Linked DNA regions of Homo sapiens: region 1 is linked to region 2. The links are chromatin loops, found by intact Hi-C in ENCODE. Cell type or tissue: heart left ventricle. All regions are shown on one strand. Links, peaks and the distances in the headings refer to the core of each region. The heading gives the core; the rest is flanking DNA.

Evidence for each region. Peaks named below come from ENCODE experiments on the same cell type or tissue, not always from the same donor. Only the 100,000 strongest peaks of a DNase experiment are listed, where the experiment ranks them.
Region 1: a loop joins it to region 2, with 1.8 times the contacts of the local background. A loop is called at or near these places in 33 of 110 quality-filtered maps.

Annotation. Positions count from the first base shown.
Region 1 is chr3:58,057,400-58,072,011 of GRCh38, forward strand. All of the region lies in intron 1 of FLNB (filamin B), which reads left to right. Among named protein-coding and RNA genes, the nearest start is that of FLNB, 56 kb to the left of the region's middle. RefSeq lists an enhancer at 8,027-8,904. In heart left ventricle, for the core only: no CTCF peak of the experiment used is centred there; no DNase peak of the experiment used is centred there.
Region 2 is chr3:58,012,082-58,026,693 of GRCh38, forward strand. The region is part of intron 1 of FLNB (filamin B); the gene reads left to right. Among named protein-coding and RNA genes, the nearest start is that of FLNB, 11 kb to the left of the region's middle. RefSeq lists enhancers at 1,509-2,009, 2,036-2,549, 2,550-3,062, 7,692-8,674, 8,675-9,655 and 2 more. In heart left ventricle, for the core only: a CTCF peak has its summit at 7,932; a DNase peak (open chromatin) is centred at 8,388; H3K27ac peaks cover 1,388 bases.

The sequences.
Region 1 (14,612 bases), core at 6,441-8,940, 45 kb after region 2:
CTGTCTGCCTCTACCTAGCTTTAGAAGTGTTTTGTTGGTTCCTGAGATGGAGCTGTGCCTGAAGGGTATGAGGTTACCCTCTGGGTTCAGCGGGGAGATTTGGGAAGAGTTTTGATTTGTAGGCCAGTAAAGGGGCCTGACATTAGATGATGGCTGCTGGGCTAGGGAACAACTTAGAGGCAGCTAACAGGATTCAGGGAGAGTGGATTTGGTGGGAGAGAGTAGTCTAGGATGAATCCAATTGGGTTTTTATGAGTAGTTTGGTAGTTGGTTGACTGGGTGGGTGGTCCCTTGGTAATTATTTGTTGATTAGTGGTTGTTGGGTTAGGTTGGTTACACTTACATTATAGTCGATGGAATCTCAGATTTGGATCTAATACCACATGTAAGTCGAGTGGATTTTTTTTTGAGACAGAGTTTTGCTCTTGTTGCTCAGGCTGGAGTGCAGTGGAACAGTCTCAGCTCACCACAACCTCCGCCTCCCAGGTTCAAGCGATTCTCCTACCTCAGCCTCCCGAGTAGCTGGGATTACAGGCATGCGCCACCACGCCGGGCTAATTTTGTATTTTTAAGAGTTGGGGGTTTCACCATATTGGTCAGGCTGGTCTCGAACTCCCGACCTCAGGTGATCCGCCTGCCTTGGCCTCCTAAAGTGCTGGCATTACAGGGGTGAGCCACTGTGCCTGGCCAGTTGAGTGGATTTTTTTAGCACTCAAGCTTCGTGGCTCATTGCTATTATTGTGCATGTGAGCGTTTTATCTTTCAGTAGCATTAGGGATGCTACTTGGATGTGTTTTAGTTATTACAGAAATAGTTTTTACTAACTTTTACTAAGTTATCTTTCCTCTCCTGTGTAGGAAGTTTAGAGTGAAGCGGCAGTTGGCTGGAGGTTCTGAAGGTTTCCCCCTTTCACATAATTTGATGTTCCAGTTGCCCACATCAGGACGACTCCCTCTCTTTCTACTGATGTAAGCAGTGGGCCAAATTATGGGGCTCCATCCCTGCATCTTCCTACTTGTCTAAATCTTCGTCACAGACAACATATTGCTCTAAAGGAAACCTAGAAAGGAGGAGAAGCTGGTTTTCGCCCAAATTCCTCAAAATCATCGCCTGTTGTTTAAGAATTACAGTTTGCACTGGAACAATAAGATGTTCCTTAATGTGGTTTTTAAGTGAGTTGGTTGTCGCCTGAATTTCATAAACACTGGCTAAGGATTGTGCAAAAGGGTGTGCTTCCCTTTAGCATCCTTAATTAGGGACAGCGTTTTGAAAACTGCTTTTTATTGTCCTTTATCTGCAAAACTTCTTGAATCCAAATAGCGAGATTCTCATTTCTTAATCACTGCCACAGAAAGTTGTAGATTAGAGAAAGCTCCAATTCCTTATTTCCTGTCTTCCTTTCTTTCTGTGTGTTTATTGCCTGTGTCTCATCCTCACTCCTGCCAGTTTTATAGAATGTAACCTCCCAGCCTCTGGGAATGTTTGGGAGACTTGTTCATAGAGGATCTGAAGAGCAGTTTAAAGTGGACTTACCCAAACTATCTTCTGGAGAACATTAGTCTCTTTGGAGATAAAATTTTTAAACATCCGCTAGTCCAATAGTGTTGGCAAATTCCCTGTGACACTGTAGCCCTCTCTTTGAGATTGTCAATGTACGTTGGCATGTTAAAGGCTCTGAGAAGTCCTGCAGCAGTTAAAAAATTGTTTAGTCTAGTGTGCCCCCAGTTGTTTGGCCACTGAAACCCCCTTTTCTGGAAAAACCAGCTAACATCTGGTAGTCTTTTCTAAGAGGTGGTACTGAAGATGATACTCATGTTACACATTTAAAAATTCTAACATGTGTTTTTCATGTGTTTATAAAATGCAACTAATGTATCAAACCTGTGATTTCCAGGACATAATTACTTAAGCTAAGGAAAAAAGAAAACATGAGTGAAGGAAAAACTTTAGTAAATAGGCCAGGTGGTAAGAGGAGAGAGCCTTGTCTGTGAGTGTGGTCTAGGGGGATGCTGGACCTAGCTTTTCAGAGCTAGGTTCAGGCAGAGCTGCTCTGAGATGTAGACACTGCAGCTGGGGTTCTTGTTGAGCCGGGAAGCAGCTTCTGACTAAGGTGCAGACTGTTTAGATGAGCTGGTCATAAAGAGCCCTGACTGTGGACTGCGTCTCCAGCCACGGCAGCAGCTGGTGGATGGGGTGATGCCTTGGATATTTATCGTGTGTTTCTTGCCTGGCCTGCCCTTGGACAGTGCGCCTCAGGAATGTTAGAATGTGTTCCCCCTTTAGCAGCAAAGCCGATCTGCTGTGTACTTGTTCTGTTTATCTTACTGCCACGACCGTTTATCACGGGCCAGAGTTCAGGGGCACACTGATAAATCTCTTTTAGGAGGATGATGTAACCCTCAGCATTTTCCCCCTACTTGGTTCTGAGTTTTTAAAGCTTTTGTAACACCATCATGTCCTTGTTTGGGCATCTTCCTGTGTACTCCCGTTTGGGTCTCCAGGGTGAAATAGCCAACAGTGGATTCTGGAGTCATGGCCTGGGTTCAAATTCCTGCTCTGCTGCTTATCAACTCTGACTTTGGGTTTAATTGACCTATTCATTATTTTTCTTAATCTGGAAAATGGAGCCAACAGCAGTTCCTCATAAAGCAGCTGTAAGGATTCAGGGGGGTAACTGCACAGGGCCAAGCCCTCAGGTTTCACCTCTCACTGGGAGGTCGGACCTCTGCATAATGGACAAGCTCTCCTAGGGTGCAAGTGAACGGGGGCGCAAGGGAGTTAGGAAGGTGGGTGTTTTTTGTTTTTGTTTTTTGGTGGCTTGAAAAACATGCCCAAGGCTGGGTGTGGTGGCTCATGCCTGTAATTCCAGCACTTTGGAAGGCAGAGGCGGGAGCATTGTTTGAGCCCGGGAGTTTGAGATCAGCCTGGGCAACATGGTGAGACCCTGTCTCTCTTTTTTTTTTTTTTTTTTTGAGATGGAGTCTCGCTCTGTTGCCCAGACTGGAGTGCAGTGGCGCAATCTCAGCTCACTGCAACCTTCACCCCCAGGTTCAAGTGATTCTCCTGCCTCAGCCTCCCAAGTAGCTGGGATTACAGGCGTGTGCCATTGTGCCCAGCTAATTTTTGTGCTTTTAGTAGAGATGGGGTTTTGTCATGTTGGCCAGGCTGGTCTCGAACTCCTGATCACAGGTGACCCATCCACCTTGGCCTCCCAAAGTGCTAGGATTATAGGCGTGAGCTACTGTGCCTGGCTGACCCAAAAAATTAGCTGGGCGTGGTGGCACACACCCCTGTAGTCCCAGCTACTTGTGAGGCTGGGGCAGGAGGATTGCTTGAGGCCAGCCTGGGCAACAGAGCAAGACCTTGTCTCAAAAAAAAAAAAAAAAAAAAAAAAAAAAAAGAAAGAAAGAAAAGAAAAGAAAAGAAAAGAAAAACATGCCCAAAGGCAACCAAATGACTCCATCTTTTGCAATGTAATCTTCAACATCGACTCCTCTGGCAAGCTGTTTGGAAATGGCAAAGTCCATCTCCTGAGGCTGGGAGATTGCTTGTCCAGGACGGGTGTGTCTGGTGAGGAATGGAAGGCATTTGGATGGCCACTGAGAAAGCTGAGCCAAGGAGCATCAGAAAGACAATCAGGCAAACCCACAGAGTCTCCAGGTATTCCTTTGCTGATAGGTAACATTGCACTAGCGATTTAAACAAACAGGTGAAAGGCCATTGCCCTACCACCCCACCTCACCTCTATTCCTTGCTGCTCTTTCCAGAAGCAACTGCATGGTCTGGGAACAGTTTTTTGTCTTGTCAAGAGACAGTCTGTACATAGATGAATTCAATTATATTACTTCTGTAGTACCCTGTACTCAAATTTGAACCTGTCATACACATTGCTTTTATCATTTCATAATACCTGTTGATTTTCCCACGTTAGTACCTATAGATCCTGACAAGCAATTTTGTTAAGATGAAGAGTTCTTCATATGTATTGTACTATGTTTCTTTTTTTGATGATGTATGTCAAGATTTATTATAAAAGTAACAGATGGGTAGGGCATGGTGGCTCATTCCTGTGATCCCAGCACTTTGGGAGACCGAGATGGGAGGATTGCTTGAGCCCGGGAGTTTAAGACAAGCCTGGGAAACCTGGCGAAATCCTGTCTCTACAAAAATTACGAAAATTAGCCAGGCATGGTGGTGACTGTCCCAGCTACTTGGGACCCAAATGTCCCAGATACTCAGGAAGCTGAGTCGGGAGCCTGATCCTCAGAGGTCGAGGTTGCAGTGAGCCGTGATTGCACCACTGCACTCCAGCCTAGGTGACAGAGTGAGACCCTGTCTCCCCCTGGCCTCCAAAAAAAAAAAAAAAAGTAACATATGTAGTTTAAATTTTAAAAATTAAATTTTTGGGGGGGCTGGGTGTGGTGGCTCATGCCTGTAATCCCAGCACTTTGGGAGGCCAAGGTGGGCAGATCACCTGAGATCAGGAGTTCAAGACCAGCCTGGCCAACATGGTGAAACCCTGTCTCTAGAAAAACACAAAAATTAGCTGGGCATGATGGGGGGCGCCTGTAATCCCAGCTACTTGGGAGGCTGAGGTGGGAGAATCGCTTGAACCTGGGAGGCGGAGGTTGCAGTAAGCCGAAATCATGCCACTGCACTCCAGCCTGGGTGACAGAGCGAGACTCCATTAAAAAATAAAAATAAAAAATCAAGCAATGCAGAATAAATAACAACAATAAAATGAAAGCCCATCTTCCACCATCAGCTTCTTAGTTTTCTTCCTAGAAGGAGCCAGTGAGGACAGTTTGGTGTTTATGCTTCCAGATCTTTCTGTTCAGATGCAGTCATGACTTCTGAAAAACAGGATTGTACAATTCATACTTTTCTACAAATTATCCCCTTCCCTTAATACATCATAGAAGCCTATTCATATTGGAACAAACAAACATTTCTTATTCTTTTCACAGCACCCTGTTTTCCTCTTGCTTGAATGTAAAGTTTATTTAACCACTTACTGTCAGGGAGGCATTTGTTTTCAGTTCTCCCTCCCTCCCCCCACCAGTTGTCTTGTAATGAACTGCTTTAATGGCTAAAGATCACTTTAATATCAAAACCTCCCCCACCTCCCATTAGAAAAAGAAATCATGTTAGGGAACTTCAAATTGAATTTACGGACCTTGTGTTTAATTTTCTATCAGCAGTGGCCCCAGCCTGGCCCCTGCAGACTGCCCCGGAATCTGTGGGAGGAGTTGGGGTGGCCTGCAGACTAGAGCACACTGCCAGTTCATTCAGCAGCTCACCGAGCAAGAAACATCTTGATTCTATCAGCCTTAATGCTGTGTCCCATTAGGGACCCAGCTCTTGTGGTCATTAGCAGATGGAATGCTCATCTGTGCTAGAAGGCGGAATTCTAGGGCATTCGGCTCTGAGCAGTCTTGAACCAGAATTGAATGGCTTGAATCCTTTTCACAATGCCAACGGGGAGGCACCCTTAGCTCCCAAACTTGTGTGTGTTATAATACTATGGTAGTAATAACAGTGGTTGTAGTAGCCCCCGTGAATTTGATGGGACAGTCGTCAGGCAGTGCTGCTTGCTTGCTTTACTCCATCGTATCACCGCAGCCTGATGAGGCGAGGGAGTTACGACTCTCATTTTGCAGGTGAGGACACTGAGCACAGGGAATCGACCCACTCATGGTCACACAGCTTGCCAAGTCGCTGTGCTTGGGAGGTGAACCAGGCTTCTCTGACGCCCCAGCAGGACGTCTGAACTTCTAGCTGCCCCATCACTAACTGACTTAATGCCCCTGACTCCTGGGTGACTTGGCCACCAGTTACTTCAGCCAGCGACCTGCCCTTTCTTTGAGTGGGTTCCACCCATCCCTGCACCATGCCTTTTACTTTGGATGTTGGTGGCATGGAATTCCACCCGTAAGAAGGAGGTCGGTCCCTGGGCTGAGAGAGTTTGCAGAGAGCTCTGTTGGGATTGGGTGGGACGTGTGTTTGGAGGCCTCCTCACATAATTGTGGGCTGAAAGGTCCAGATTTGGGGATATAAAGTTGAGCCGTCAGCTGAGCTAAAGACAGGGCACAGGGAGGAGCCATCCAGAAAGTGTCAGTGTAGGTAAAGCAGGCAGAGTTCCCCCTATCTGTCCTCTGAGGGCCTCCTTTCTTGTGGTTTCCTCCCTTTTCTGTGGTGATGGTCAGAGCCAGCGGTTATAAATTATTTGGAATTTTCCTCAGCTTGGTTCCTACTCAAGACTTTAAATTAGGAGTTTTGTTCCCTTTTATGACTTCACAATCTTTGGGCAGGCTGCCATCTCTACAGCAGGCTAATATGAGTTGTAACTTGAGGTGAGTTACAGGGGAAAAATGGAAGCTGATTTCTCCCCTTTTAAACCAAGGAAGCCACCTTGATCTGACTTTGTAACAAAGCTCAACTTTTGTAAGTTTGCAATTAAAGGATAAATACCTATCCTATTTATTATTATTATTAACTTTTTATTATAAAAGGGGAAAAAACTCCCAGGAAACATAGCCTAATATGAGGGACAAAAAGCCAAAAGGTTTTTTTTTTCTTCCTTTAAAAGGTCCTCAATGTCTTGCCCTGTGGAGACACCAGTTTTCATTATAATAACGCCATTATCTCTTTGTAGAGTCATTTCAAGCCAATTTAACTTTCTCATTTAAAAGTATAATTGGTATTCAGCACAGAGCTGGGAGCTCAGTAGGCAGTTAGAAAATATGTGTATATTTTTTGAGACGAAGTTTCACTCTTGTCACCTAGGCTGGAGTGCAGTGGTGCGATCTTGGCTTACTGCAACCTCCACCTCCCGGGTTCAAGCAATTCTCCTGCCTCAGCCTCCCAAATAGCTGGAACTACAGGCACTCACCACCACGCCCAACTAATTTTCGTATTTTTAGTAGAGATGGGGTTTCACCATGGCTGGTCTCAAACTCCTGAGTTTCGCCAGGCTGGTTTCAAACTCCTGATTTCAGGTGATCTACCTGCCTTGGCCTCCTAAAGTGCTGGCATTATAGGCATGAGCCACAGCACCTGGCTGGCAGTTAGGAAATATTTATTGAATATGAGAAAAGAAAAATAGAGCAAATTGAATCTTCAAGTAGTATGTGAGTAACTCTAATTCCTGTTTTCTGGAAAACACACAGGCTGATAGGTTTGGGTAAATAAGAGCAGAGCTGCATCTTCTCTCAAGTTCCCTGATTCCCTCAAGGAGTTACCTGAGAATAGCTCTGTGCCAAGCAGTGCGGCATGCATAGGGGACCTCTTGAATGGAGGGACAGTCCATTATCATTAGAATCCCCAGTTCCAGCCAGGTGCAGTGGCTCATGCCTGTAATCCCAGCACTTTGAGAGGCCAATGTGGGCAGATTGCTTGAGTTCAGGAGTTCAAGACTAGCCTGGGCAACATGGCAAAACCTTGTCTCCCCCCGCCACACACACACCACACAGACACACAGACACACACACACTGGCTAGGCGTGGTGGCAGGTGTCTGTAGTCCCAGCTACTTAGAAAGCTGAGGTAGGAGGATTGCTTGAGACTTGGAGGTCGATACTGCAGTGAGCTGTGATCGTGCCACTGCACTCCAGCTTGGGTGACAGAGCAAGACCCCGGACCCTGTCTCAAAAAAAAAATTCCCCAGTTCTCAGGGTGTGGTAGAGGCCGAGTCAGTCATGGCTGAGACAAGGGGACTGTGCTCTGTGTGCTTCTGTGCCCTGTGTTTATATGGTTCATACGCTGCCTGTCCACCATGTTTTTCCCGAGAGCCTCGGCAGCGCAGGCATCATGGGAATGACTGAGTCAGGTGGAAATTCAGAGGCCCTGCCCTGGTGGGCAGAGAAGCCTGGCTTACCTCCCAAGCACAGCATGTGTGTGGATCACTTCTGTGCACTGTCTCCTCATCTCCAAAATGGGAGTCATAACTGAACTCACCTCATCAAGTTGTTATGAGATGATGTAGATTCAGCGAAGTAGCAAGAGTAGGAGTTTGGGCTTTGATAACAGAGAGAAGTGAGTTTCCATCTAGATTCTCCCCCTGTGTCACTTTTGGCAGTTGGCTTCACCTCTGTGGGCCTCTGTTATGTCATCTGTAAAATGGGATTAACCCTAAAAGCCACCCTCACAGGGTCATTGTGAGGATTGCACAAGGTGATGCAAGTGGCACAGGGTCTGGCCCAGGAGAGGGGGCTGGAAGAGAGCGAGCTGCCATTGTATTTTGGTTGCTGTGGATCTAAGGAGAAGAGATGTTTAGGAGTCTTTCCCTGGCATGGTTCCTCCTGCCTTCACCCATCACTCTTTTCCTCGAGGGATTCCCTGTGGGGTGCACAGCCCCAGGGTGGGCCAGACTGAGCTCACAGGAGCATGGGCTGTGTTTCAGGTGAGGTGGCCTCACCACATGACAAACTGAGCTGGAGTCAAAGGGTCACGAGGACCTCCATTCACAGCCAGCATTTATTATTTCAGCTGGAAATGTTTGCCGAGCAGTTGTAGCTGGAAGCTGTGAGCGAGACACAGACTGCCATCAGGCTGAGGCCTCCAGAGCTCATGCTGGGCTTTAACCTGAGCCTCTTGGGGGCTGGGCTCTGAGCTCCTCCACTTCTGCTCATGCCCAGGCGTCCTTGGGGGCCTTGAACTGTCAGTTGTCCAGGAGAACTGTGTGGCAGCAACAGAATGAGTTTGTATAGCAACCTGTTGCTTTGAGGTTTAAAACTTAGTTTAGAACGCAATTGCTTTGACCATTTTGGAGTGTCTATACTTTTTTTCTTCTTCTTTAAGTTTTCTTTTTTCTTTTTTTCTTTTTTTTTTTTTTGAGACAGAGTTTTGCTCTTGTTGCCCAGTGGCAACAAGAGTGCAATGGCGAAATCTCGGCTCACCACAACCTCTACCTCCTGGGTTCAAGCTATTCTCCTGCCTCGGCCTTCTGAGTAGCTGGGATTACAGGCGCCCGCCACCATGCCTGACCAATTTTTGTATTTTTAGTAGAGACGGGTTTCACCGTGTTCACCAGGCTGGTCTCGAACTCCTGACCTCAGGTGATTCATCTGCCTTGGCCTCCCAAAATGCTGGGATTACAGGCATAAGCCATCAAGCCCTGCTTTTTTGTTTCCCTTCTTCGACCTTTCTAACAAGAGGTTGGAATCCTCGTTTTGACTTTTAAAGGATTTCCCAGTGCTAGAAAGTGGTAAGATAGTTACTGTATCCTAGGCCCTTTAGCAGACCTGTCTCATTGATCATTTATTTAGTCCAGTGTGGCTTTGTTGTTGGATATTAAGTAATTCTCAAAATTTTACCTTTTCAAAAGTGGCATTGAAAATAAAGGCATTGGGTGATGAAAATGGAACTTTTAAATACAGTGATTCCTGTTAACCAGAAATAGGGTGTTTGGGATAATTTATGAAGCAGTACACCATCATAGATACTATGAGCTGAAAGTTCACCAAACTCTCTATCCCAAAATAACAATAAGGTATTTATGAAGTGATTCGTTCCAACTATTTGAGGCAAAAATTGTCCAGCAAGTGAGAGAGAACAGAAGGAATAGTTGGCAAAATAGGGAATTTGAAGTCTGAGGTTATGCATAAGGAATGTGTTATGGGCCTATAGTAGAAATCTCAAATCAGGGATTAGGGAATGTTTACTCAGTTCTGTTGCAGAGAAATCCTGGCCACGACTCCCCCATGCCATGCCCAGGGCAGGCATTGCTAATCTTCACTGCCTCCATTCTCCATGCCCTGTTCACGGAAGACATTTCTAATGCATTTTAGCAGTCTTTTTTTTTTTTGCTGAATCCAGATGTGGCCTCAGAATCCTTCTCAACACAGTGTACTAGCACCACTTGGTGCTCCTGATCTACTGTATCATCTCTTGAAAAACTACTAACATGAAAAGACCTGCCAAGTCAACTTTATATTAACTGAACCCTTGACACAGTGATGGATAAAAATTAATTCAAACAGCTTCTTTGTGATCTTTGAGTAGTTCATGAGCAAGAAAGAGAATTGGAAATCCAGCCAACTTCGGCCCCCTTGTCTACTTGTATTTTACTGTGGTTTATGTTTTCTCTTACCAATTGAGATAGGCCCATGAGACTTCTGGTCTTCCAAAGCCCAGAACATCCCCACATTATAGTTTAACCACTGTAACAAAGAGGTTTTTTTTGTTTGTTTTTTTGTTTTTTTTTTGTTTTTTTTTTGGGACAGAATCTCGCTCTGTCGCCCAGGCTGGAGTGCAGTGGCATGATCTTGGCTCACTGCAAGCTCCGCCTCCCAGGTTCACGCCATTCTCCTGCCTCAGCCTCCTGAGTAGCTGGGGTTACAGGCGCCCACCATCACGCCCGGCTAATTTTTTGCATTTTTTAATAGAGACGGGGTGTCTGGATCTCTGACCTCGTGATCCGCCCACCTCCGCCTCCCAAAGTGCTGGGATTACAGGCGTGAGCCACCACGCCTGGCCAGAGGTTTTCTTAAAAACAATAACAACAAAAACAGTTGTGGAAAGCATGTAGAGTGTGGGTTTTTTCGGTCTTCAGGTTGGCAGGGCATCTGATACTGGGACCCAGGTTCCTTCCCTCACCTTGCTGTGCCTCTCCTAGTGCAGGCCAAAGCCAGGTGACTGCGCTGTCTGGGCTCCTGGCTGGCAATCGGGGAAAGAGTGCATGGAGCAGGCATGCCCACTGTTCAGGTCCTGAAGCCGTGGCTCATTTCATATCATTTGTTGCTTATTTGAAAGACAGGCACAGCACTGACTTCCAGGGGAGGCTGACTGACCATCTAGGTGGAAGTTGCATGCCTGGGAGGGAGAAGGGGACAAAGGCCACAGATAGGCATCAGTTATCAGGGCCTTAAGTCTGCCTTGTTGGCATGCAGCCTTTTATTGGATCAAGGCCCTGGAGAAAAGCCCTGAGCAGGAGGAGATAAGCCAGCTTGGTCCCCTTCATCCTACCCAGGGGCCTCTGGGGTACCTGAGCCAAAGTGCACAGTTCATTGGCTGTGTGGATGGAAGGGATATGGGACTTGAAAATGGGACACTGGTCCTGGGCAGCTGACCGACATGGTCCTCCTTAACCTGCTGTCTGGGGAGATGGGTTGCATCTGGCTAGGTTTTGACTGAGGAACTGAGGAGAGCTGTCAGCTGTCCCCGCTTTGGTTCAGAATGCCCTTTTGTTTGGACAGCTGAAGCCTACAATTCAGCCATGGTTTGTTTGGGCTCAGAAAACAGGCAAGGATGGAGAGAAACTGCAAAGCTGACCTGGGCTGTCAGTGGGCACCAGGTCCTGCTGGCCTGGGGTCTGGATGCAGGAGATCTGAGCTCTTCAATGTGGGGTGGTCTTGCAGCAGCTCTTCACAGGCTGCTGCTGCTGCTGCTGTAGGCTCACCCAAGCAGCCAAGACGGACAGGATCTATTCTAGTTTTGTGCAGAGTTGGATATAGAAGAGGCATTAGAGGGAGAGGGGATGGGGAAGGAGTTCCAGGCCAGGTGAGCATGGGGCACAGTAAACTGGGATGTTAAGGAGGGGCCAGTTTGTGACCAGCCTGGGCAACATGGCGGAACCCTGTCTCTATAAAAAATTAAATTAGCCAGGTGGGTGGCATGTGCCTGTAGTCCTAGCTACCCAGGAGGCTGAGGTGGAAGGATCGCTTGAGCCCAGGAGGCGGATGTTGCAGTGAGCAGAGATTGTACCATTGTATTCTAGCCTGGATGACCGAGACCCTGTCTTTAAAAAAAAAAAAAAAGGAGGGGCCAGACCCCTGACCCATATGTGCTGCTCTTTTCTTTCAGGGAGGTCTGATAAAATATCAGTAGTTCAATTCTTTTTTTTTTTTTTTTTTTTTTTCTGAGATGGAGTCTTGCTCTGTTGCCCAGGCTGGAGTGCAATGGAGTGATTTCGGCTCACTGAGACCTCCGTCTCCCAGGTTCAAGTGATTCTTGTGCCTCAGCCTCCCAAGTAGCTGGGATTACAAGGTGCCCACCGCCATGCCTGGCTGATTTTTGTATTTTTAGTAGCGACAGGGTTTCACCATATTGTCCAGGCTGGTCTCGAACTCGTGACCTCAGGAGGTCCTCCTGCCTCAGCCTCCCAAAGTGCTGGGATTATAGGCGTGAGCCACCATGCCCGGCCCATAGTTCAGTTCTTTAGGTGGTTCTTGGTGCTGCATATGAGATCTCTGCAAGAAGGACACGTCTGAGCCGGGTGGTTTAGAAGACCAGCATGGCCCAAGACCCTCAGAGCAACACCAAGAACCACCTAAAATTCTTTCTCAGACGTGTCCTTCTTGCAGAGATCTCACGTGCCCCAGGTTCGCTGCAGCGTTAGGGGTCAGCCTCCCTTTGGAGCAGGAGAGCAGGGGCCTTGGAGGTGGCAGTCATGGCCCTCCTAATTAATTGCTTGGCTCAGAGAAGTGACAAATTGAACATTTCAACCACCTGTTAATTCACAAGGTACTTCTTTTCATTTCTTGCTGCTTGCACAAAACACTTGGAGTATGGCTTGTGGATGTCTGGCCCTAGGGAAGAGTGTTTGGCACATAGCAGGTACTTAAGTATTAGGAAAATGAGGATGGAGGGGAGGGAGGGAACATTATTAAGCGGCCAACTGTGAGACAGGCATTGTGCTTGACTCTTTCTTTCTTTTTTTTTTTTTTTTTGAGACAGAGTCTCTTTCTGTCACCCAGGCTGGAGTGCAGTGGTGTGATCTCGGATCACTGCAACCGCGCCTCCTGGGTTCAAGTGATTTTCGTGCCTCAGCCTCCCAAGTAGCTGGGATTACAGGCGCCTGCCATTATGCCCTGCTAATTTTATTTTTAGTGGAGACAGGGTTTCACCATGTTGGCCAGGCTGGTCTCGAACTCCTGACCTCAGTGATCTGCCTGCCTCGGCCTCCCAAAGTGCCAGGATTACAGGCGTGAGCCACTGTGCCCGGCCGACACTTGGCATTCTCTAACCTACCTACTCCTTATAACAGCCCTGGGAAGTAGTTGACCATGGCCATTTCTATTTGGTAGATGAGGAAAAATAAGGTTCAGAGATGGATTGTTCAAACCGATGTATCTAGTCAAGCTACTGGTTCCCGAGCCTGTGTTTGCAACCCCTCTACCATGTAGCCTCTCCGGGTGGTAGAGATGAGGGGGCAGAGTGCACAGTGCATGGCATCCTGTTCCCCAGATGGCCAAGTCTTAGTGCGAGTGTGTGTGGCCTTGGTAACTTGTGTCAAGCACACACCCCATCTCTCTCTCTCTCTCTTTTTTTTTTTTTTTTTGAAACGGAGTCTCACTCGGTCACCCAGGCTGGAGTGCAGTGGTGCTATCTTGGCTCACTGCAACCTCTGCCTCCTGGGTTCAGGCGATTCTCTTGCCTCAGCCTCCCGAGTAGCTGGGACTACAGGCACATGCCACCACGCCCAGCAAATTTTTAGAAGAGACTGGGTTTCACCATGTTGGCCAGGATGGTCTTGAACTCCTGACCTCGTGATCTGCCCTCCTTGGCCTCCCAAAGTGCTAGGATTACAGGCTCTCTTGCTCTCTCTCTCTCTTGTTTTTTTTTTTTTGAGACAGAGTCTTACTTTGTTGCCCAGCTTGGAGTGCAGTGGCGTGATCATGGTTCACTGCAGCCTCGATCTCCTGGCTCAAGCAATCCTCCTGCCTCAGCCTCTCAAGTACTAGTTGGTACTAATGGGCATGCACCACTACACCTGACTAATTTTTTTTATTATTTGTAGGGACAGGGTGTCCCTATGTTGCCCAGGCTCTGGTCTTGAACTCCTGGGCTCGAGCTATCCTCCTGTCTCAGCTTCCCATAGTGCTGGGATTACAGAGATGAACCGCCTGGCCTACACACCCCTATCTCTCCTCGATTCTTTTTTTTTTTTTTTTTTTTTTGAGACAGAGTCTCCCTCTGTCTCCCAGGCTGGAGTGCAGTGGGGTGATCTTGGCTCACTGTAGCCTATGGCTCCCAGGTTCAAGCGATTCTTGTGCTTCAGCCACCCAAGTAGCTGGGATTACAGGCACACACCACCATGCCCAGCTAATTTTTGTATTTTGAGTAGAGACAGGGTTTCACCGTGTTAGCCAGGCTGGCCTCGAACTCCTGACCCCAAGTGATCCTCCTGCCTCGGCCTCCCAAAGTGTTGAGATTATAGGTGTGAGCCACCATGCCTGGCCTCTCCTTGATTCTTACAGTCACTTTGTTGGCTGTTTCTGACTCAGCAGCTACCTGCATTGTGGCCAAAGGATGACCTATTCCTTCTCAGGAGGGCAAAAATGTGGAATAGTGTCTGTCCATGCCTCTCCTCATGGGCTACCACCTCTGCCACCGTGGTTAATCAGTAACAACCAGGAGAGAAGCTGCTGGAACTGACCTCTGGGAACTCCCTGGATGGTTTGGTGCAGGAATGTAGTAGGCATACACGTGGTTGCGTGGATCTGGGCCCTCCTGATGTGAGTAGAGAGGTAAAAGGCCACCATCTCCTTGACCTCTGGGGAACTCATCCACAAAGAAGATGTTTCCAAGATGCTTCTGAAGATTGCCTAAAAATAGCCGGTTTCCACCCCCGTGAATGCATCCATTCTAGAATGCTCCTTCACCAGGACCAGA
Region 2 (14,612 bases), core at 6,503-9,002:
ACACCTGTAGTCCCAGCTACTCGGGAGGCTGAGGCAGGAGAATTGCTTGAACCCGGGAGGTGGAGGTTGCAGTGAGCCGAGGTCTTTGTGTAACTGCACTCCAGCCTGGGAGAGCGAGACTCTGACTCAAAAAAAAAAAAAAAAAAAAAAGTCATGCCCGAATGGTTTGCACACCGAAGGGACGTTCAAAATTAGGGGAGAACAGCCTGGTTGTTTGTTTCTGTTTGGTTGATCATACTCTTGCCATGGTTAGTATTATTATCTTTATTTAAAGATGGGAAACAGGAGTGAAGCCACTTGTGGAGGTGACCCAGCTAGCTAGTAAATGGTGTCTGAAACCCAGGTCTGCCCAGCTGTTGAATTGGAGCCTTAACTGACTTGCCTTCCAGTTTCAGAGATGAGTAAAATACAGCTTTTCTCTCCACATCAGAGGGTCCCTGCAACACTAGGTTTGCAAGTCTTAGGTGTTAGGGTGGTGGCTGGATACCCACACTCTGAACCTCTGACCTTGGACAAAATAGGGATGTCAGGGCCTTCCATGATTGGCAGGATGAATCCTCTGGGCTGTGATGAAGGTCTCACAAGTTGAGAGTCAGCCGGGAATTAAGTGGGATCAGTTTGCCTCTTGTGTTTTCCTCATTGTGTTTTGGTTGGTTGGTTGAGATTTCCTACTACCCAATGGATGATGTTTTATTCCATCGTCAGGGAAGGTATCATTGAATGAATACAGGGTTTTGTATGCTTTGGATAAGACCAGACAGTTGTGGAGTCATTAGAATTGTGTACATGCCTCCAGCTCTGAGATAGGTGGTGTTTCAACAGCTGCCAGAGGACTCTGGCTTTTCTGCCTAGAATTCACTGAAAGACAACCCTGGCTATTGATTCACATTTGTGGTTCATTGTAAGGTAGGCCCCTAGGCGCCATCCAAAAGTTGAAAATTTCCTTACGTTTCTTGTTATGTGATGGGCAGTTCATAGTGAGGACTCAGTGTCTTTAATTCCAGCTGTTTGCCAGGAGTTGGCAGTTTTATTTACTTGTTTTTCCAAAAACCTTTCTGACATGGGGCAGTCCAGCCAGCTGGGAGGAAAAGGGGTCTCTCAGCCCAAGAATGATGATCAAGGCCTAGAAGTTTGGGTGGTGTGTTTTGTTTTGGGCCTTTAGAGAAAGGAATTGTTTCCTTTTCAGAGGATGTGGTCTAACCCTAAAGTTTACTTGACTGACTTAAACCAGGCCAGCGCCAGAGCAGGCAGGGTGCGTGTTCCCAAGACTTCGGGTCACTAGGCAGCTTCCAGGGTGGTGGGTCACTGGTCCAGTCAGCTCCTTTTCCTTCCTCTCCCTTTTGTGCTACTACTACCAAAATAATTTCCAAATAACCTTAAGTTCTGCTCTTTCTTGCATGTCTAGCAGATGCCAGCATGTCTTTTGGGTAGTACAGAGAGTGCTTAAAAAGTAGCAAAGTTGGCCGGACGTGGTGGCTCATGCCTGTAATCCCAGCACCCTGGGAGGCCAAGGTGGGTGGATCACCTGAGGTCTGGAGTTTGAGACCAGCCTGACCAACATGGAGAAACCCCATCTCTACTAAAAATACAAAATTAGATGGCCGTGGTGGTGCATGCCTGTAATCCCAGCTACGTGGGAGGCTGAGGCAGGACAATAGCTTGAATCCAAGGGCAGAGGCTGTGTTGAGCTGAGATCATGCCATTGCACTCCAGCTTGGGCAACAGGAGCAAAACTCCATCTCAAAAAAAAGTAGCAAAGTAGCATGCTTTGTCAGAATTATTAATAACAAGTTGTGGGCCATGTACAAGGTGGCACATTAGCATTCAATGTCACTTGTGTAGTAGTTAAGAGCAAGGATTCTTGGTTCAAATCCCACTTGCCACTAAGTAGCTATTAGAAACTTCTGTGCCTTGGTTTCCTTATCACTAAAATGGGGATAATAACTACCTTCTTAAAAGGCTGTTATAAAGATTAAACAAGTTAATAATTTTTAAAGTGCTTGGCACAGTTTATGGTACATAGTAAGTGCTCTGTGAATGCCTGTTAATTAAATAAGGCACTGTTTAATAATCTCAAAAGTCATGCCGGAAAGGTTTGCACACTGAAAGGGCATTTGAAATCAGCGCGCTCTGGGGAGAACAGCTTGGTTGGCTAAGGTTGATCCTACTTGCTAAAATACGGCTATGGACTGCCTAGAGGGTGTCACCTCCTTGAAAGGGGCTGCCCCCTGCTATGTTATGGCTGCCTCCAGGGCCCATTCACACCAGCTTTGTTTCCAAGCTGGACAGGGAGCTCCAGGCGTCTGGTCATTCCAGCCTCCCACCCCTTTCAGGAATCTCTGGGCCAAATCACTTCCAGATGGTGGTTGGGCCTCTGTGGAGTTCTCCCAGCAACGGCGGAGCCAGCATGCCAGTCGGCAGCCGCCTTCGTTCTTGGAGAGTCTGAGCTAAAGGAGGGCTTTGATTTGGAGCCAAATTGTGTCTCTTGGGTCCTGGTTTTGTGCTGTGAGGCAGGTACCATGGAGTGGGCTGCTGGCTTAGTTGAGGATGGCTGCCCTGCTCCTTAGGGGAGCAGATACCCAGGGCCTGGAGCCTTTAGGCCCTGCCTCCAGTAGCTCCATGGTCAGGGTGCCAGTCACCTTGCGTTTTCTTTTTCTTTTTTTTTGAGATGGAGTCTTGCTCTGTCGCCCAGGTTGGAGTGCAGTGGCGTGATCTCGGCTCACTGCAACCTCTGTCTCCCGGGGTCAAGCAATTCTCCTGCCTCAGCCTCCTGAGTAGCTGGGATTACAGGCGTGCGCCACTATGTCTGGCTAATTTTTGTATTTTTAGTAGAGATGGGGTTTCACCTTGTTGGTCAGGCTGGTCTCGAACTCCCAACCTCGTGATCCACCTGCCTCGGCCTCCCAAAGTGCTGGGATTACAGGCGTGAGCCACCGGACCCAGCCAACTTTGCTACATCAGTTTCCAGGTAGCATATCCTAGGCAAAACTGGATGTAGCCTAGTGATTCAGGGCCTCGGTCTGAAGCTAGACTGTCTGGATTCTAATCCGCACTCTGCCTGATACCAGCTGTGCAACTCTAGTCCACTGCTTTAACCTTTCTGTGCCTGCTTCCCTGTCTATAAAATGCAAGAGCAAAATAGTTGCTATCTTAGAGTTGCTGGGAGCATTATATTTGATGAGGTTAAGTTATAGCACAGTGTTGTCATTATCACTATGAATATTGTGCTTTTGGACCCAAGTCCAGGACTTTGTCTTGTCTTCTGTCTATTCTCTGGCCAGTCCAGATATTTTTGGAATCCTATTGCTGTCATCTGGTGTGTTAGCTGTTCCCTTTCTCCAAGTTCAGAACGTCTGATGAAGATGTCTCCCAAGATCCTTTCTTCCTTTCCTCATTCAACAAATATATGAAAGCCCATCTCTGAACCAGGCCCTGTGCTGGGTGCTAGGACAACAGGAATGAGAGGATCATGTCCTTTGCTTGCCTCAGATACTGCTCAGAGGAGAAGAGACAAGCAAGCAGGGAGAGCCATGCAGAGGAGAGCTGCTCAAACCTTCAGGCCCATGCTCATCACCTGGGGACTTTGTTAAAAATGCAGGTCTGATTGAGTAGGTGCTGGGGTGTAGGCTGGGATTCTGCGTTTCCAGTCAGCTTCAGATCCTGCTGTCTGTGCACCGTGCTGTAAGTAGCAAGGATCTAGGTGCCAAGCCCTCTGAAAAGGAGGAGCACCTGCCCCTAGGCTGGGTATGGGTAATCTAGAAGGTTCCCTGGAGGAAGGGACCTTTCAGCTAAGACCTAAAGCGTGACTAGAATTAGGCAGGCAAACAGACATTTACACAGGAGCAGACGAGTGTGTCAGTTTAGAGGTCTTGATGCTCAGGTCAGAGGGGCAGTGGAGGGGTGGGCAGGGCTGGTTTACCAAGGGCTTTCTGAAACTGGAGGCTGCCTATGGGGTATGCTCCTTGAGTTTGTTTGTTTGTTTTTTTTTTTGAGTTGGAGTTTCAATCTTGTTTCCTAGGCTGGAGTGCAGTACAGTGGCATGATCTCGGCTCACTGCAGCCTCCATCTCCCGGGTTCAAGAGATTCTCCTGCCTGAGCCTCCCAAGTAGCTGGAATTATAGGCATGTGCACACCTGGCTAATTTTGTATTTTTAGTAGATATGGTGTTTCACCATGTTGGTCAGGCTGGCCTCGAACTCCTGACCTCAGGTGATCCACCCACCTAGCCTCCCAAAGTGCTGGGATTACAGGCGTGAGCCACGGCATCCAGCCCCTTGTTTAGTGTAGGGTAGTAAACCCAGCCAAAAGGGGTCGTTTATCTCAGGGGTCTCACCTGTTGCTCCAGTCATTCCTATTAGCAGAAAGTTTTGTATGTGCCCCTTCCTCATATATATATATATTTATATATGTATTTATATATATTTATAAGTTATAAACATACTCTACTGTCAATTTGTATATTAAATATTAGTAAATCTTAGTTTCTTTTTAGATGACAAATCCAAATATAAAATCTGTTTTTTTCCTGGCTCTAACGGATTATCTTATGTCCCCTTGGGGTGGACATACCTCTTTTGGAGGCTCCCGTGAAGGTTTGTGTTTCTACATTTAGTTTTTTTCTTTTTTCCATATTCTTGTTATTCTGCTTTTAATTTTCATCTTTGAGTATTCTAAATTAAGGAGCTGGATCTGTAATTGTAACACCTTCCCCCAACAATAAGTTTAACTAATGAAAATATTCAATGGAATGAGCCATTTTAATCTAAATGGGGCTATTTCCTGCTTTTATAATGATTACAGTTGCTTTTCATGACATTCTACTAGAAGCCATCTTACATTACTGTTGTAAATCTAGTTATTCATTAAACGGGCACAGTAATCCCTAAATTGGCTCAGGTTATTGTATAATAAACAACAATACTTTCTTCTTCAGGAGCTTGAGAAGTGATCTTGTATTTTTAAGGTGCCTAACTAACTTTTCATGGGAAACTGAGTCCATGTACTGGGAAGAAAGCTTTTTGGGGAAAATGATTAGAAAACCAAATGGGTCTCTTTATGACTGAAGTGATGAACCAGCAGGTGAGAGTAGGTATAGATGGTACAGAGGACGGAATTACTGGGTATTTTAATCAGGCCCACTTAGTATCACAATTTATTATTCTATTCTATTTTTATTATTATTTTTTGAGATGGAGTTTCGCTCTTGTCATCCAGGCTGGAGTGCAGTGGCGCTATCTCAGCTCACTGCAACCTCCGCCTCCCGGGTTCAAGAGATTCTCCTGCCTCAGCCTCCCAAGTAGCTGGGATTACAGGCATGCGCCATCACACCTGGATAATTTTTTTGCATTTTTAGTAGAGATGAGGTTTCTCCATGTTGGTCAGGCTGGTCTCGAACTCCCGATCTCAGGTGATCCGCCCGCTTTGGCCTCTCAAAGTGCTGGGATTGCAGGTGTGAGCCATCGCGCCTGGCCAGTGTCAGGATTTATTCTGTGGGAGGGGAGGAGGACAAAGAAAAATACTGAGCTATGTTTGAAGCTCCTGCCCTCTAAGAGCCTTAGAGCAGCTGACTTAAATGTGTTCCTTTGATAAACTGTAGATGGTTGTTGTAACTCTTCTGCAAACTGTTTATTTTTAAAAACAATTTGATGAGATTTTACTTATGCCCATTGTTTGAGTACAGCATTTACCAAAGAACAATTTTGGCCAGATCCCATGCAGTAGAATGCCCTTGGCCAAAATTTTCTTGTACTATAAGCAAAGAAGCAGTTTGGTTTTTCACTTAGGCAAGACTGCCTATCAGACTGAGTTATTGTGACAGAGCCGCTGACTCTCTCCCTTTCCCCATTATCAAAATCTGGCTTTTCTAAGCAGCGCATGTAAAAAGCTTGGCAAGGAGGACCCTTGTCCTCCTACATATTATTCTTTGGCTCTTCTTGGTACCAAGAATACATACAAATAATGCTGGCTGTGTACTGAATGTTGAGGTGTGCACTGTTGAGGATATTCATCCTCTAATATAACATCTAGTATTTCTCACACCTTCCGTCTGCTGAGCATTGGTCTATCTTACTTATACTACTTCTAATCCTCGTGAACTCTGCAAAACTAGTGGCTTTACATCTATGAGAAAAGAAAAGAACTTTTATCGGAAGAAGGTGAGTCCTTTTAAAGTATCAGGCCTGGAAAGACATTAAATGAGACAGCGAACACATCCTGCTACCCTCTTTGAGCTATGTATTCATTGACTTTTTTTTTTTTTTTTTTTTTTTTTTGAGGCAGAGTTTTGCTTTGTCACCAGGCTGGAGTGTAGTGGTGCAATCTTGGCTCACTGCAACCTCTGCCTCCGGGGTTCAAGTGATTCTCATGCCACAGCCTCCTGAGTAGCTGGGATTACAGGCGCCTGCCACCTTGCCTGGCTAGTTTTGGTATTTTTATTTTTATTTATTTATTTTAAGACAGGGTCTCACTCTGTCACCCAGGCTGGAGTACAGTGGCGCGATCTTGGCTCACTGCAACCTCTGCCTCCCGGGTTCCAGCGATTCTCCTGCCTCAACCTCTCCAGTAGCTGGGATTACAGGCGCCTTGGCACCACAGCCAGTTAATTTTTTGTATTTTTAGTAGAAACGGGGTTTCAGCATGTTGGCCAGGCTGGTCTCGAACTCCCAACCTCAGGTAATCCGCCTGCTTTGGCCTCCCAAAGTGCTGGGATTACGAGTGTGAGCCATTGTGCCCCGCCTATGTATTCATTTCTTAAAATTGGTTGCTGGCTAGGTGTGGTGGTACATGCCTGTCCTATAATCACAGCACTTTGGAAGGCCGGTGCTGGAGGATCTATTGAGGCCAGGAGTTTAAGACCAGCCTGGGTGAGATCACATCTCTACAAAAAAAAAAAAAAAAAAAAAAATTATCTGGATGCAGTGGCACAAGCCTACATAGTTGTAGCTGCTTGGGAGGCTGAGTTGGGAGGATAGCTTGAGCCCAGGAGTTTGAGTCTGCAGTGAGCTATGATTGCGTCACTGCACTCTAGCCTGGGCGACAGAGTGAGACCCGTTTCTAAAACAAAGAAATTGCTATTGTCACAATTAGTTATAAATTAATCTAATAATGCTGCACGCAGTACCATAATCCACACCCTATAGCTTAACGATGGATGGCCAACCACTAATCAATGCTATTTCTGTACGCCAATGAGAATTCCTGACAAAAAACTTTGTATCAGCCCCACTCCCTGTCTGTCCCCTCTTTTGCTTTTAAAAACCTGCTTGTAACAAAGGCCAAACAGAGCTCATATCCAAGGTTACTTGGGCCTGAGTCTTTCAGGCAGCTGTCTTCACTTTGGCTCAAGTAAACTCTTTAATAGTTTAAATTTTAAGCCTCTGCCTCTTTCTTTTAGGTTGACATCTGTTTCCATTTTACAGATGAGAAAACTGAGGCTCAGCTCTGCCTCACTTTACAGGTCAGGCTTAATCCCTAATCCCTGCCTGCATCATGCTGTAAAGGACTTTTGTGTCAAAACTGAGTTTCACACTCTGTAAAGTAAAATAGATATATTGTAGTGAGAGGGTGTAGAAGAGACTGTTTTCTGCTTCTGTGGATTTTTTTTCTTCCTGTTTTGCTTTGCTCCAAACTTTACTCATTTGCGCTTGATTCATGTGAAACTGAAATTTCCTTCTACAGAACAAAACTTTTTGGGGGCTACTTACCATATCTTTTCCCACACCGTGGAGCTCTGACTGGGACCTTTTCCAGTTTTTGGAGACATTGCTCCAGTTCTTTCCCTGCCTTTGGTTTCCAGGGGGCAGTAATGTCACCGCAGGTGTGGACAGTAGGGACCAGCTAAAGGTTGCTTTGGAGGAGGTGGGCAGGGCTTTTGTTTGTGAGGTCTAGAAACCAGAGGTGAGGAAGGAGGTGTCCCTGGAACTCCCCCTGGCTGCAGGGCTCACAGCACACACCATGACACCACAGGGGTGTGTGTGTGTGTGTGTGTGTGTGTGTGTGTGTGTGTGTGTGTGTGTTGAGGGGAGTGTTGTTGAGAGCCAACTATGCCAGGAGATCCTTGGTGACAGCGGACATAGGCACAGCTATGCTCTGTCAGGAATGAGTTCACCCACACCCTTTTCTTCTGCTACCTTGTTTAACTGGTGGGAGGGTGTGCTGGGTTGTGTTTGCTGGTGAGCCCAGCAACTGCACCCTTCTTTCCAGGCCTAGCACCCAGCCTTTATCAGTCTCATGGCCCTGGCACAAGTGGGCAGCCTGCTTCCAATCCAAGCAGGCAGCTTTCCGCTCATCTGCAGGTAGCCTCGTGCTGTGGCAGCACAAAGTTGTGTGAGCCAGAGCTGAACTTGTGATCCCCACGGGCATCTCCTGAGGCGCACCTCTCCTGAGAGAGAAAGCTGGTCCGTCCAGCCCATTCAGGGCTCAGCCTCCCCAGCCGTCGCAGGGCTGGCTTGCTGAAAGGTCTGGGTGTTAACACAGCACTCCTGTTCTCTCTCTCTGAAGGCCCTTTATGCTGGCATGAATTCCTTTTCTCATAGAGATCTGAAAGCTCTTTTGACTAAATGGGTCACCTTTCTGAGTATTTTCATAAGGCTGTCAGCCTTTACCATGCCAGACAAGTTTTCTGGAATTTCCTTTCCAGAAAAAAAAAAAAAAAAGGCTACTAAAGAGGTTGGAGTTATTTGGAACACAGGGTGGAATTCTGGCATTCGAACTATAGGGAAACGGGTGGGGATTTGTGGCAGGCACTATGTAAATTTGCCGCAAGCCCATAAATTCAGACTTTAAGATGAAAGATGGCAAGCAGCAGTCAGCTTTCCTTCAACAGGCAGGAACGGTGCTACCTTCCGCCTGTGCTGAGTGTGACTGAGGGAGAGGCAGGCCTCCTAGGGAGGCCGGGGCAGGAAAGGTTTCTTGGTGGCTAAAATAGGATTTCTCAGTTTCCCCCGTGTCCCAAGAAAATAAGTTCTTATCATGCTTGTACCACACTTCTTGTGCGTATCACCCTGGTTTCCCTGCACCTCCTTGAAGTGGTTTATCAGATTCCAGGGACACAAGAATGGTTTGGCATCTACAGCCTATTGTGGGAGCAGGGGCCCGGCCTGGTGCTTCTTGCCCAGGAACAAACTGATTGTTCCCTTGGTGTGGGGTAAAGCAGGCCAGAGTATGGGACCAGGCCCTGCCTCCCAGGGGACCTGAGGTGCAAGGTCTTTGAGCTGAGACCCTAAAAGGCCTTTGTGAGTCTGTAGTGCTATCAGTTGAGCAGAGTTCAGGGTTCTGTTTACAAGATTCCCTCTCAGCAGAGGCAGGGAGGGGTACCTGCTGGAAGACCAGGAATGTGCTGCTGCTGGGATGGGGGCCCTCGGTGGAGCTTCTAGCCATCTGGAGGCAGAACCCAGAATGTGTTCTGAGTGAGGCGCCTTGGCAGAGTTGGCTTGAAAGCACCTAGGCAGTGGCTTGTCACATTCCTTATCTCCACCAAAGGAGGCAAGCTAGCACCTGGGGGATGGCTCTCCCATCAGGGAGTCCTTTACAGGATGTGATCCAGGTGTCACATTACACTTCCTGCAGGTGTGCACCTCTTACCTAATTGTCTCTCCTATCCCTTTTTCTCAGCACTATTGTCTGACATCCATGGGGAGTCACACCCAAAGTTGGGCATGAGGTCCTCTCCTGGGCACCCAACACCTTGTTTTTTTGTTTTTGTTTTTTTTGGAGATAGAGTCTTGCTCTGTCACCCAGGCTAGAGTGCAGTGGTGCCATCACAGCTCGCTGCAGCCTCGACCTCCTTGGCTCAAGCGATCCTCCCACCTCAGCCTCCCACGTAGTCAGAATTACAGGCACACACACCAACACTGCTGGCTAATTTTGTATTTTTTGTAGATTCGGTTTGCTATGTTGCCCAGGCTGGTCTTGAACTCCTGGGCTCAAGCGATCTGCCTGCCTCAGCCTCCCAAAGTGTGGGGATTACAGGCATGAGCCACCTCACTTGGCCACACTGCCCTCTTACTGAGCCGTATTGGTGTTCTAAATGGCCTTCTTACTCTCCCACGGGTCATCAGTGCTCCAGGGGCAGGCGCTGTGTCTCTTGTTTACCTCTGTGGCTCTGACCTTGGCACTTAATAGGAATTTAATAAATAACTTGTTAAATAAACAGTCTCTAGTATAATAGCTTGAGTATTAAGACTGGTACATTGACTTATTTGCAATTCAGAAAATGCAAAACAGTGGTTCTTTGCTGCCTTTAGTGAAGTGGGAATTATATGTAGTAGACAACTGGGTCTGGGGTCCCAGTGGAACACTTCGTTTTTGGACTGTGATGCTGAACTTAAAGAACTCAGCAGTTCATGTTCATTCTCTGGACATCTGTGATTTGCTTCAACAACTGTTAGAGAACAAGGCCTTTTCCAGGTGAAGCTCAGAAAATGAATTTAATAGGAAATTACTGAAAGTCACAATCATAGTAACAGTTTCATTAGTTACAGTGAATATAGAGAGAGCCCATACAAAGTACCAGGCATTGTGATAAACGCTTCTTACTAATAGCTATACAAAACATCATTGCAATTCTGAGAAGTAGTTATTGTTGTAATTCCCGTTATGCAGATGAGAAAACTGAGGCACACCCAGATTGGCCAGTGAGTGTGTGGTTATTACTCAGATTCTTGTCTGAGATTTTAATCTTCATATTTTACTGCTTTCCCAAGGAAAGCCATCAGCTCAGCAAGTCTTTGAAATTTGCTTCTTTTTTTTTTTTTGAGACAGAGTCTTGCTGTGTCTCCCAGGCTGGAGTACAGTGGCGCAATCTTGGCTCACTGCAACCTCCGCCTCCTGGGTTCAAGCGATTCTCTTGCCTCAGCCTCCCGAGTAGCTGGGAATATAGTTGCATGCCACCACACCTGGCTATTTTGTATTTTTAGTAGAGACGGGGTTTCACCATGTTGGCCAGCCTGGTCCTGAACTCCTGATCTCGAGATCCACCTGCCTCGGCCTCCTAAAGTGCTGGGATCAGGCTTGAGCCACCGAACTCGGCCTTTTTTTTTTTTTTTTTTGAAATGATGTCTCCTTTTGTTGCCCAAACTGCAGTCTTGGCTCACTGCAACTTCTGCCTCCTGGGTTCAAGTGATTCTCCTGCCTCAGCCTCCCGAGTAGCTGGGACTACAGGCACGTGCCACCATGCCCAGCTAATTTTTGTATTTTTATAGAGACAGGCTAAGCTTGTCTTGAACTCCTGACCTCAAGTGATCCACCTACCTGGCCCTCCCAAAGTGCTGGGATTACAGGAGTGAGCCCCTGTGCCCAGCCTGAAATTCAATTCTAATAAATTTTTATTGGAGCATTAAAAAGTTACATCTGTAGTTGTTACTCTTTGCAAAAAATTGCAAGAACACAGAAAAATATAAAGAAAAAAATCACCTGTGAAGAATTTTAATGAATCTTTTTCTACTTTTAGGGGATTTTGCTTACAGCTGCCTTTTAATCAGAATAGGGAAGAAAGAGATTCCTTTCTCAGGAAAAAAGTGACTGTGGACTGGAAATGCTTTGTGAAATAATTTTGGTCATACTGATGGTTATAACAAGATTCGTCTTCAATTGAGTTATTGCTGAGCTTTGTCCAACATTAAAATGAAAGGTCTCATTTGAGTCTCATTGTGGTTTGCAAGTCTCCCTTGGTCTAGAAATATGTTTGGTCAACCACGGCATGGAGGTGTTCCAGCCACTTTCTGTCTCTTAAAAGTTTTTAGGACCTACTTTTATTGGGACTGCCAGGGTCTCTTAATAATAGTTATTATACTTGGTAACTATTGTGACCTTGTCTCATAGGCAGCCCAGCATAGAAACTCATTTAGCTTTTAGTTGCTCAGCTCCATTAGCTGTTTAAACATGTTTCAGATGTGAGCCTGACAATGTACTTGGGCAGCTTGGTTCACCCTTGACTGCCTGGGAACTTTGAGAAGTCTGAAAATTATATGTAGCCCTAAGGTCTTCATGGTATTGTTTTTTTGGAGGCACCATTTCCCAATAGCCCTGAGGACACCAGGCCCATGAAGCCATCCTGTCTCAGCCAGGAGGCAGAGGAGATGGAATGGAAACCACTTCTGGATACAGATCCAGCCACTTCCGGAGTGCTTCAGAGCATGGGTCAGATAGACCTTGCTGCTTTCTAGCTGGCAGACTTGGGGAAGGTTGTTTGACCTCTCTGAGTTTGTGTCCCAGACTATAGCAGTACCCCCTTACTGGCGTTATCGAAGATAAAATGATATAATCCTGATAAATCACTTGACCCAGTCCTTGGAGGTGGTGGTGGGGGCTGGGGTAAGTGCCCCATGAATGGTGGTCATCATGCTCCCCACCAACCTCCTTTCTCTCTTCTCCTTTCCCGTCTTTCACACCCCTAATTCCTGGACCTGGGGGTGGTCTCTCCAGACTAGATGAAGAAGCAATCTAATTATCTAGGAAGGTGAAAGGTGGTTGGGAATACTCCCAGAAATAGGCCAAAGATACCGCCTCCTACCTAACAGACTCTTTTTAGAAGAAGAGGCAACCTGGGTTTTTGGATAACTGTTGAGTAGGAACCATCATGAGTGGCATTTCTGCATTTCTGGTCTTCTGGCCAAGCCTCCTTTTTTTTTTTTTTTTTTTTTTTTTTTAACCTTGAGACAGTCTTGCTTTGTTGCCAGGCTGGATTGCAATGGTGCAGTCTTGGCTCACTGCAACCTCCATCTCCCAGGTTCAAGCGATTCTCCTGCCTCAGCCTCCTGAGTAGCTGGTACTACAGGTGCCGCCACTATGCCCAGCTAATTTTTGTATTTTTAGTAGGGACGGGGTTTCATCATATTGGCCAGGATGGTCTCAATCTCTTGACCTCATACTCTGCCCGCCTCGGCCTCCCAAAGTGCCAGAATTACAAGCGTGAGCCACTGAGCCCAGCCTTCCTTTTTTTTTTTTTTTTTTAAGTAGCTCCATTGCCCTCCCTCACCCTTTCTTTTGTCTCCTGTAATGTCCTTCCCTTCCATTTCTTTTTTTTCTTTTTTCTTTTCTTCTTTCTTTCTTTCTTTTTTTTTTTTTTGAGATAGGATCTCATTCTGTGGCAAAGGCTGGAGTGTAGTGGCACATTCACGGCTCATTGCAGCCTCGACCTCCAGGACTCAGGTGATCCTCACATCTCAGCCTCCCGAGTAGCTGGGACCACAGGCACACACCACCACACCCGGCTAATTTTTGCATTTTTTGTAGAGGTAGTGTTTTGCCATGTTTCCCAGGCTGGTCTTGAGCTCCTGGGCTCAAGTGATACTCCCTCCTCAGCCTCCCAAATTGCTGAGATTACAGGCATAAGCCTCTGCACCTGGCCTTCCCTCTCATTTTTTTTTCTTTCCTGGTTTTGCCTGTCCCAGACCACCCTCTTGGAAAGATGCTCTCCCAGCAGCGGCAGTAAGGTCCTGGTCTTGTGTTTGCTCCTGGGCCTGAGTCTTGGCTTTGCTGCTTTGTAGCTAGCTGGCTGACACCAGGGAGCTGCTTCCCTCCAGGAGCCTGTCGTCCATATGCTGAATGTGATCCTTAAATGCTCTGTCTTACAGGGGCCAGACATTGTGGCTCATGCACTTCAGGGGGCTGAGGCGTGCAGATCACTTGAGGCCAGGAGTTTGAGACCAGCCTGGCCAACATGGCGAAACCCTGTCTCTACTAAAAATACAAAAATTAGCCGGAGGTGGTAGTGTGTGCCTTTAATTCCAGCTACTTGGAAGGCTGAGGCAGGAAAATCGCTAGAACCTGGGAGGCGGAGGTTGCAGTGAGCCGAGATCATGCCACTGCACTCCAGCCTGATCAACAGAGCGAGATTGTCTCAAACAAACAAACAAAAAATGTTCTGCCTTACAGAGTTCTTAGGTATAAAAGAGAAGGTGCCTCTAAAGCTCTTGGCACCGTGCCTGGCTTATAGTAAGTGCTTGGTAAACGTCAGCTGCTGCTGTTGTGGTGTTAGTATCAGCATTGTTGCTGTGAGACCCTGCACTTCCCACTTAGCCTTGGAAAAATAAGTCTTCACGTTAATGCCATGGGCTACCGCTTCTCTTTTCAGGGCTTCTTGGAGGAGGGTGGAGATGGAGAGACAGGTGGGGGACTGCCAGGGTTACATCCTCCATGAGGCTGAGGCTGTGCTGACTGCCTTGTGTGCTTTCAACCTGGAGTAAAGGGTGGCTGTGCCAGCTGCTCCCATCCCCCAGGAGTCTGACTCGTCCCTGCCTTGGCCCTGGGCAGCACTTTCCCTCCTAGCTCTTTGGCATCTGGGGTCATGGTGGGGCTGCCTGCCATCTGTCAAAATTTTTGCTGCCCTGGGTGTGGTGGTAAACCCCCGCACTATCCAACTTGGTGTCATGGAGCTGGCGACAATATTTTTACAGTGGTTAGTGCTTGGAAACTGGACTTCTGGGTTATGCCCTGTACAAACAGCATCAAAGTCGCTGGGCTAGGGTGACAGAGGAGGCTGCCAACAGGGAATTCTGTGGCTCCTGGGACAGGAATGGATATGGGAGGTTGGGGGCCAGTATTTTCGGTTCTCTTGAGGAGTTGGCGAGTATTAGTCTTTGCCCTGATGGATAGAAGGAATCTGTCTGTGT